Regions from separate parts of the Mus musculus genome. Here region 1 is linked to region 2. A link is a loop called in an ENCODE intact Hi-C map of the cell type or tissue named here. Cell type or tissue: heart. All regions are shown on one strand.

Region 1 (5,000 bases), 260 kb before region 2:
CAGCCTTAACTCAGTGATAATCAGTCTCAAAAAAGCAAAGCAGAAACAGCGAATGTGTTCGCAACGCAACAAGTCTATTTTTTTCTAATCCAGGTTTTCATATTTTCTTGCCGCCACCCCCCCTGCCCTTTTAAAGAAGCTTATATGTTTCTGCAATGCATTGGCATCTTTCCAGATAAATGTTATTTTCAAAGATGCTGCCTAGGAATTTTACTGATTGTAAGTATTTAAGATCAAAGATTCCTTCAATCCACTAGTGGACTGCTTTCACCAGTATAAGCTTTGGGATACAAAGTGGTTACTTAAGAGAGCAGACAGACAACTCAAGAAAGGAAACAGCCAACAAGCCCCTCTGACTAAGAGCTGACACTCACAAGACAGTCACTGAACAATAGAAGCAGCCGCTCCTCCAAGACAACGTATTTCAGGGATGGTAATATTTTCTTCCACTTGGTTGATCGGGATGCCAACAGACAGCCCACATCATCAGAAGCAGGAACTGGCCAAGGGGGACCTAGAATTTACATCTGCTGAACTCTTCACTCCACACTACCTCCTCAAGACTTAAATGATATTTTAAGACACAAAATTAGGGGGACTGGAGCTACAGTTAAATACTTACAAGTACTGTTGCTCTTGCAGAGAACCTGGGTTAGATCTTACCCCCCCCCCCCCCAACCAGGACCGACCTGGTGGTTCAAATCCTCAACTCCAGCTCCAGGGAATGCAAAGCCCTCTTCTGGCCTTCAGAGGCAGGCACTGTAGGCCCACAGTACACGTACATAGATGCAAACAAAACACCCATACACACAAAATGGTAAAACAAAATTCTGGTGTTTAATCAAGTCATAAATTACACATGATAAAAAAAAAAAGCAGGCGTGACTGTAAAGATATAATGTCAAATCCGTGTTTCCGTACATCCTATCCTTTTTGTCCAACAATCCTACACCCTTGGCCAAAAACCAACATCTCATTCAAGCATGAAGATTTGGTTTCAGGGCCCAGAACAGATGATAAATATCATTACAGGAATCGTTACAATGTCAAGTAGTAACAGGTGGATGACCGAAATAGGGGATGGGCGGGGGCAGGCAACCGGTCCTGGGGTTGAACCTAAGTGCTTAACTAAGACACTGCTTGTTGAAATTCTTAGAATACTCTAAGTTTCTTCAGTGACCTTGGGCCAGTCACACCCTGATCAGAAAACCCAGGGGTGCTCCCACATCACAGAGCACCTCTTCTGGGGAGATCAAAAGGAATTTTTAGGAAAGGGTCCTGGGTGACACCCCTACATAAATGAATGGGGATGTTTCGTTTTATTTCGTTCTTTTAAATGGGCTTGGCGTTTAATCCCTCCAGCCTTAACAACATTCCAAAGTGTCTTAAAAAAACTGAGGAGTTGCCGGGCGTGGTAGCTCACACCTTGAATCCCAGCACTAGGGAGGCAGAGGCAGGTGGATTTCTGAGTTCGAGGCCAGCCTGGTCTACAAAGTGAGTTCCAGGACAGCCAGGGCTAGACAGAGAAACCCTGTCTCGAAAACAACAAGAAAAAAAACCAAAAAACCCTGAGGAGTTACTGTTTCCAACTCTTACAGTTACAGTGATCCATCCAGCCTGAGTCTCTGCATTTCCTGGAGTTGTTGGCTCAATATGAACTACAAGGGGGAGAAGCAATGACTCCAGTCAGCAAAAAGAAAGCCAGCTTGGATACCAAGAACCAGGAAAAGTCAAGTCACTTGTAGGGCTGCCAAAGTCACCAGTCCCTCATTTACAATGCAAAGGTAAAGAGACTCAGTGGGCGCCAGAATCCCAGAGGGAATTGCAAATCATGCGCCCAGCGGCACCGGGCACAAACCACCCAGTTCTCACACGCCAACGCCCTTAACTTCCTAAAGCTGGAGCTATAAACTTCGAAGGACCGCTATTTTGCAAGAAAGTTTTCAGTTGGTGAGTGCTGTCGTCCAAACTAACTTTTCTGCCTCTTTAGGAAAACTTTTATACAGACAAAACATTTGAAAAGGTTAAAAACCCCCAAAGATTACAATTTTTGAACACAGAATAAAATTTAGTCCCTAGCTTCAAAGACTGTTTAGAATCTTCTAGATGAACTACAAAGGGGTGCGCTAGATACATCAGGAAAGAATAAACCACTCTCGCTTGGGTCTAACAACGGTACGCTTCATTACTTCTATGAAATTCCCTTCACACCCCAGCCACCCGCAACTCCAGGGGTGTTCGTAGCCCTGATGATGCCAAACTATTCTACCGGAGGTGGGACAGCTTGGTGACAATCCTGACATGCTTCGGCTCCCGGGAAGTTAATGGGAATTAAACCACAGCAGCCCTCCTTTGTGGCGCTTTGGCCGGAACAGCAAAAGGGAGACAATGAGCGGTCTGTGCGCAGTTCCACGCCGATTGGCTGGTCACCCCCACTCCCCGAAACCCCTGATGTCATGGACTTGGAATGCAGGCAGGGAGGAAGGAAAGAGAGGATTTGGGGAGGGGGGCGCCTCTCATCTCTTTTCCAGGCCAAAAGTCTGAAAGATAAACCCTGGTGCATTCTTGAGATGAGTACACAGCAAAGCAACGCAGCCAGATTCCAATCACTCCAAAATTGCAACCCGCCACAGCAAATAAACCTCGAACAAAAGCGACCCTGCCGAGATATCGTGACAATTCAACGCGCTGCAAACTTCTCAGGATTGCATTTCTAAGTCTCTCATCTACAGCTGATCCGGCTCGCAGGCTGCGCGTTCAGGCTTTGTCTGGGCTTCCCGCACCAGCGGCGATTGCATCAAGGCACCACCGACGGGCTCCCTTTCCGCCCGCGGGTCCCAGGGGTCGGCGGGACACTCTCCCATGGAGGAGGAGGAGGAAAGGAACAATGAGGGGCCCGGGTTGGCCACGTAACCGCCCAACTTCGCTTGTGGGAGGAGGGGGCCAGGATGGAATGGGAGGAGACGCAGGGTCCCGCGGCAGCCCCAGCCCAGGCGGATGGCGGGGGCGGCAACTCCCGGAGACCCAGCCGTAAGGCAGGGCCCCGCCTAAGGGCCACAGGCCACTCAGGAGCGCCCCCTTCCCGGAGGGGCGCACCCTACAGCCTTGGAGCGGGCCCTGCGGCGCTGCGGGACTCCAGGCGTCCGGGAACCCCCACCGCCCGCCGGGGCCGCGGCGCGGGAACAAAGCCAGCACCAACGCGTGCGAGCCAGGCTCCGCGAGCCGAGGAGCATCTCTCTCTCCCGCAGCCTCGACGTCTCTCCGCGGCGGCTCCCAGCGCCCCCACCGCCGCGGCAAACCCCCAGCCCGCCCGCGCGCGTACCTTGTTCTTAACTTCGGCGGAGAGCCCGTAGGAAGGGCCCTTGTTGAAGTGGGTCATGGCTGTTTGGACGACTGGAAGAGTTCTAGCGGTCAGTCACCCTCGGTGTCCCTGCTCTTAGCCCCAGCGGCGGCCGCGCGGGTGATGCACGAGCTCGCTCCCCTGCGCGGCGCCGGAGAAGCCCGAACGCCGCAGACGGACGCGGATGATGCTTCGAGGTTCGCTAGGACTCGAGTCCCGCGGAGGCTCCGGGTCGCTCTGGACTGGGACCGGCTGCCCTGCTCGCTGCCCGCTCCGCGGCTCCGCACGCTCTGCCCCCAGCCTGGTCTCCCCCCACCCACCCCCGGGCCTCCAGGGATTGGCCGGCGAGCCCGACCAATGAGCGCCGCCTCCTCCCCCCTCGCCTGCTCCAAGGCTTCCCGGCCAATGGCAGCGCGGCGGGCGCGGCGCTCCCTCCCGCGGGGTCCCAGCCCCCGGCCCCGCCCTCACGCCACCTAGGACCTCGGCGCCCCTCCTCCCCGCTGGTCAGCGGGCTGCGACCGCCCCGCCCCGGCGCCTAGGGGCTTCTCAGCCGCCTTGGTTCTCATCAACTCCCAGGCATCTGTGGCGCTCCGACGGTGGAGGGGGACAGGAAGCTCCCCGAGCTGGCCCGCCGCTGACCGGCCACTCCATCCGTCTCCTCCCGGGCTACAGCGCGCCCAGATGTTGCGCTGGAAACCCGGGGAGCAGCCTTCGAATCCACGTGCCAGGCCGGGGGCGGGGGGGGGAGGCCTGCGTGGACATCTGCCAAGTCTCCCTCCCCACGCAGCTGCCGCACCTGTGGGGCTGACCTCTGCCTCGGTCAACGCTCTTTGCCAAAGTCCTGCTCATCCTGTCTAAACTTTGAATGCAGAGCGAAAGAAATTGGGAAAGTGTTGTGGCACAGCCAGGTTTTGGGGGGAGGGGGTACAGCTTTTTGGGTCCTTTTCTGGAGTCCCACCAGTTGCCCTTGGCAAGCACCTTCACCGGGGGTTCAGCCAGCCCAAAAGGCTAGGTAGTTTATTTGTTTTTAATTAGAGGACTGCCTTGACTGAGAAGTCTACCTGCTTTGGTTTGTTTTTTAATCTCTTTGAATCAGCACTCTGTATTCTTTTCCGTCCCCTTTCCTTTCTTCTGATCTCAAAGGCAAACTGATAGAGGAAAGGTGAGAACAGAGAGCACGCTGTCCCCTGCCTGTGTTCCTGGCACTACACTGGGCTATATGTCTTTGAAAGATTAGCTCATTCACTTTCCCAAAACTTACTCGGTAGACTTCAGATCCGTTTTAGTGGCTTGAAGGCTGCAACTCAGAGATTCCTAATAATGACAGCTATCACTGCCTCCAGAGTGTCACCGCTTGCCTTGGTGTCTTGGGGCACATCTAGGACAGGTTTTAGTCCTCTGGGTGTCAGTATGTTGGTTTATGTTTCCCAAATACAGCTGACATTCCAGAAGAGACTACAGGACCAGGGTCAGCCACTTGCATGGAAAAGAGAAGCCCAAATAGCCCAAGTTGAACCTTTCTGGGATAGAAATAAGGGAGTGTGGCATAGTGTCTCAAGCACTCTATCCCAGCACAAAGAGGATTGCTGTGTTGGGATAGAACCAGAGGTCTGCCTAAGCTACAGAGAAAAGAAAAAGGCACAGAATTTCTGTCAGCTGA
Region 2 (5,000 bases):
CACTCAGCTTTTTCTCAGGATAAGTAACGTTTCACCTTTCCCAATTGGCTTCAAGTTGGGTCCTGTTTGCTCGTGAAAGTGGGTTTTGACAGTCAGTAGAGCTGTTCTGGGAAAATTAAAAGAACTACCTGTCCACACTGACTTCCTGGGTTAGTGGTTTTAACTGGGGGTGAGAGGGTACGAGTCCCCTCCTATTCCAGTCTTGGGTACACTGCGCTTTAGGAGAAATGCATGGAGAGGTAGCACTGTTTTAGCAAATCACACACTGGTGTGCGTATTTGTGGGAGGTGGGGATAGAGGTGGATAATATACTCTCACTGTTCACATCCACTTCACATTTAAATATCTAGAATTTCAGTAGCCGCTGACTAGAAGAAATCTTATTACAAGAAAAATGATTATGGTGCCGTAGCTTCAGAGATCTGCCAGGTACCTGCTATTTCCGTTGTGTGAGAAATGCCAAGCAGACATCACGCTGCCTCTGTGATGATTACTTCTAAATGTCAGAGTGCAAGAAATGTATTCGAGGGATTTCAGTGTCTCCGGGTAGTGTCAATTTAGAAGACAATTCACATGAACTTTTTATTTAAGCATGCTAAATGAAGTATGAAAAGCAGGTTAAGGAATCAACGGAGAAAGGAAAGCAAAGAAGAAACCCACTGACCAGAAAATTTTAAGTATGATAATAGATGGCTGTACTTTTACATCAATTCCCATGGACCCCTTACTGACAGTAGGCTCCGGTGATCGCCTCCTAATCCTGCTGACAATGAAATCACGCTGTTCGTGTTATTTCGTTCATATCACACATTGAATTTGAAAAATTAAAACAGGATGAGGGCTATTCAATTATTGTGTGGACCATTTAACAAATATGACAAATAATCAAATTAATATTTTCCATTACTTTTAGCAGTAACATTGGACTTTAAACTGAAAATTGAATAACAGAGTGGTGCTGTAAATCAAAAAGTGTAATCTTTTCCCCAAATCTCTCTAACAGTTAATTATGAACCCACTGAACTTGCTTGAACTGCTATTTTGGAAATAACTCAAAGGAACTATTTTTTTTTTCTTTCTTCTAATACAAATTGGTTACATTATAGATAATCATGTGTTTAAATAAACCTTTATCTTTCTAATTATTTGCACAGCACGGTTCCTAATTGCCTGGGGTCACTGAAATCTCAGGGCATCCCTGGAAAAGCTTTTCTTGTCTATCTCATCAGATTTCCTTTCTCTTCTTGGAAGCCAATTTCTCTTCCTTTTTTCAAATTGCCCTTTTAGCAATAGAAATGATGATTGGGATAGTAACGTGGCCCAGTTAAAATTATTCTGACTTGTAGAAGTCAGTGAAAGGAGTCACTGAAGACCTACTTAAATTCTTTGATGAACTCACAGAATGTTATTTCTGATACAAACCAGTGGCATGAGACCTCCCCGAGTGAGCCAAAGGACTCTTGGGAGCTGCAGAATTAAAAATTTTTATTTTGGGGGCGGGGGGAGTCAAATGCACCTAGACAGAACTACTTACCACAAATTAATTTTGCTTACTAAAGTCGAGGTTGAAACAGATGCATCACTCATTCTGTTATCCTATTGTTACTGCGAGTGTTTTGAAATTTAGGTCAAGATTCAAAGATGGTGATTTCACCATTAAGCTTCAGGGATCAGAGAGGTAATAGACACATTATGTTATATGCATCGAATATCACCTGAACCGAACCAAACCGAACCAAATCAAATCAACTCAAATCAAATCACTGTAAAGCTAGTTTTTGGCTTTGGACCCCATCTCTAAGGAGTCTCATCTCAGTCTTCCCTCTTCTTCATCTTGGACTGGAAAGAGGCCCTGGAATCTAGACCTTGTGTGTAATCCCGAGGCTAGTGACCAACCAGGTCAGTATCCTGGAGGTCATTATCGTTCTCTTTTCTGAAATATCCTGACCACGAGGGTCACTGACCCTCATGAGGACATGGAATTTGTGTTTTGCTCACTGTGGGATCTCAGGACACAAAGTTCAAAAGCCTGACAAGGGCTCGTTCGCCTTGTTTGGCTTTTCTTGTTTGTTTAGGTTTTTTTTACTCTCTCCATTTCCTCCTAGCCTGGTGAAGCACGGTGGGTTCACAGCCTGGTTGTTCTTGTAGGGGACTTTGGGGCTTTACAGGTCTCTCTCTGATCCAGAAAACCACAGAGGCCAAAACTCAGAAGGTTCTGGGCGGACACATGCCACGCCCATAAACACGCCCATCTCCCCGCCCCCCGCCCGGCGCCATCCGCAGCCGACCTGGCTGTGAGGCCGGGGCGCCCCCCAGTGACCGTAGGGGAGCTTTGCTCCGGGAGGCGGCGGAAGTGGCTTTGGGTTCTGGTCGCACGGATATGGTGGAGGAGGTGCGGCAGGAGCTCTCGGCGCTGGCCGCGATCTTCTGCGGGCCCAACGAGTGGGAGATGTTGAGCTGTTCAGGTGAATACCCTGCCTCTCACCCTGCGGCCACTGCGGGGAGTCGGGGACCCGGTGTCTTGTGGCCCTGGACAGGAGTAGGAGGGGACTGGGGGGTGGGGTTGGCCTGCGCTTGCAGTGCCCTCCCCTGAGCTCGCCCTCTCCGCCCCCCTACCCCGTGCTCTCCCGCAACTAGACGGTGCGCAGTGCCCTCCTCGTGAAACCCAGCTCCTCCAAATAGTCGGCATCCACCATAAGCATTTGTGTATCACGTCCCTGACAACAGGACGCTGTAGTTGGTTGTCAGCCACGTGGAAGGCAGTCAGGAAATGCTTGTTAAGGTTTGAACTCTCCAGAGTTAATTGCCTTTGACTTTATTATTAATTTTTTTTGTTGTTTTACTTAAAAATATTTTTATTTTTACGTTTTCCAGGCTGCTGAAAAATGGCAGCCGATTCCAGACTTCTGCTGGACGCAGCATGGAGACCTTCTCTTCTAACCCAGGCAGGGCACCGACCCTCTGAGAGTTTATAGTCTGTAAAGCTATTACTATTGTTGTTATTATTAATTGTTTTAAAAAGCTAAAATTTCATTCTTGTCTTGGCTTCCGTTAAGGAACCCAGACGCTCCACTCACACACTTTTAAATTTTTTTTTGGCGTATGTATGAGTGTTTTGCATGCCTGTATAGACCTGTATGCTGAGTGTGCCTGGGAGGCCTGAATAGGACGTTCAGGGGCTAGGAGTTACCGAGGGTTTGAGAGCCTTGCCTTAAAGGTGCTGAGAACTGAACCCAGGGAATAGTCAGTGCTCTTAACCACTGAGTGCCCCCAATTTCCCCCTTTTGGGAAAATGTGCTGATGCAAATTATTCTCACCCTCGCTGAGCTGTCAAATATGTCATGTACATTTTGAGGTCAGTGAGAGCCATCCCTCTACTGTTACAATGTAACTACGATTGTAATGGCTTTTCTGACCATAAATTGGCTTAGCTCTAGGAAGACAGTGTGAGATGTGCTAGACCTAAGGAAGCTATATCTATGATTAGGAGGGCTTTGGGTTTCCATAAGATAAGTCAGTGACCCCTTTCTCCTATGCCTTCTTGCATGCACACATCTACAGATCTTTGTGGTGATTTGACGTTTCAGGCCATGTGAACTTTCTAGAAAAATGGAGTTGCTCTCTTCTTAAGTGCCTAGACCTGTCTTGTATATTTTTGAAACTTCCTTAAGACCCCTATGAAAGGATTTATTGTAGGGATTTGCCACCCTCTTGTGATTGGGTAGCATCCTGATCGGTTAGCATCTCCTGTCTCCACAATTCTCTCTATTGGTAATTGCTTCTGCCGGAGGCAGCTATTTAAAGGGATCACTCGTGTCTCCGAGTTCTTGTATCGTGACTTACTTGCCAATATCTGGGAGAAACGAACCTGTGATGTCCTATGACATTTTAAAAAAATGGTGGTGGTTTGCATTATGACCAATCAGATACTGTTGATAGGTCAGAGAAACCCCCCAAAAAGAAGTGCTGAGAGAGAGGGGGAGGGGGTTGTCTTAATACTCTGAACACTGCGGCTCTTTATCTGCTCTTAAATTGAGCATGACTTCAAGTCATGCCTCCTAATTAATTTAATTCAGTGTTCTGGCATCAATAAGTAATTGAATTATAAAGGAATTCAGTGTAACAGCTTCGGACATTTTGTTTTCTAGAAGGTTCACTGAAGAGTAGAACAGTTCAGCGATTGAAGCAGGAATGATTGACACACTCGGGAGCTGTGAGTGAGGCAAACACCAAGTGTAGCAGGCTTCGTGGCTTCTACCCTCGCTGCCAGCGGCAGTTCGGGTTTCAGGGTGTCACTCTGTACCCATCATTTCTTCCCTGGCCTCCACCAGATAAGTCTCTCCTGTCTTAAGTGAGATTAGAAGAATATTGCAGAGGGCCTACATTTCTCTGTAAGACAGGAAGACCTGGGTTGACCCCAACGGCCAGCTCTTGAGGCCCTGAGCCGAAAAGTCTTGAATAGATGGGTTCAGTTTAGTGGGGAGTAATTTCTTTTAAGAGTTTTGAGGGAGTTTGCATCCTGGCCACTCATGTTAGAGTAAGTTCAAAGGAAGAGGCGCTGTGTGTAACAGTCTCTTAGGGCTGGAAATAATGTAAACACCATATTCCCAGCTTGGGAAAGCAGTGGAGTAGCCAAATCAGGGATATTCTGTTCTTCTCCATCCCACGAGTCAGTCCAGGTGCCAGGGTTGGTGTGGTCACCTTGATCTTCACGTGGGTTTTAAGGAGAGGCTTGCTTAGCTTAGTTTGCATTGAGGATCACTGATGGTCACATAGATTACATCACCACCAAGCTCCACAGGGTTGGGTTTGGCACTGGGTCCCACTCCTCTGTAGGAAAGGGGCTGGTGCAGGAAACGTTCTTACAGTAAGACAATCCATGATGCTGAGAAAAAAAAAAAACAAAACAGTGGCAATAGTGTGGGTGGGATCCGGCTTATATTCAGAACAATCGAGTTGGTGGTGGGAGGTCCGCATTCCCCTTCAAGCATACACGTGTG

The links. A loop is a pair of places that touch in the nucleus more often than their neighbours do. Peaks named below come from ENCODE experiments on the same cell type or tissue, not always from the same donor. Only the 100,000 strongest peaks of a DNase experiment are listed, where the experiment ranks them.
Region 1: a loop joins it to region 2, with 3 times the contacts of the local background. A loop is called at or near these places in 5 of 42 quality-filtered maps.

The regions. Positions count from the first base shown.
Region 1 is chr3:121,425,151-121,430,150 of GRCm38, reverse strand. It overlaps Cnn3 (calponin 3, acidic), which reads right to left and starts at 3,610. Exons shown (of 7, transcript NM_028044.2): 1 at 3,323-3,610. The coding sequence starts at 3,379. In heart, CTCF peaks have their summits at 756 (motif pointing left) and 3,084; DNase peaks (open chromatin) are centred at 1,710, 2,390, 2,950 and 3,840; H3K4me3 peaks cover 4,353 bases; H3K27ac peaks cover 4,101 bases.
Region 2 is chr3:121,169,057-121,174,056 of GRCm38, reverse strand. It overlaps Rwdd3 (RWD domain containing 3), which reads left to right and starts at 2,362. Exons shown (of 5, transcript NM_028456.3): 1 at 2,362-2,465. The coding sequence starts at 2,381. In heart, a CTCF peak has its summit at 2,326 (motif pointing left); a DNase peak (open chromatin) is centred at 2,336; H3K4me3 peaks cover 1,206 bases; H3K27ac peaks cover 1,010 bases.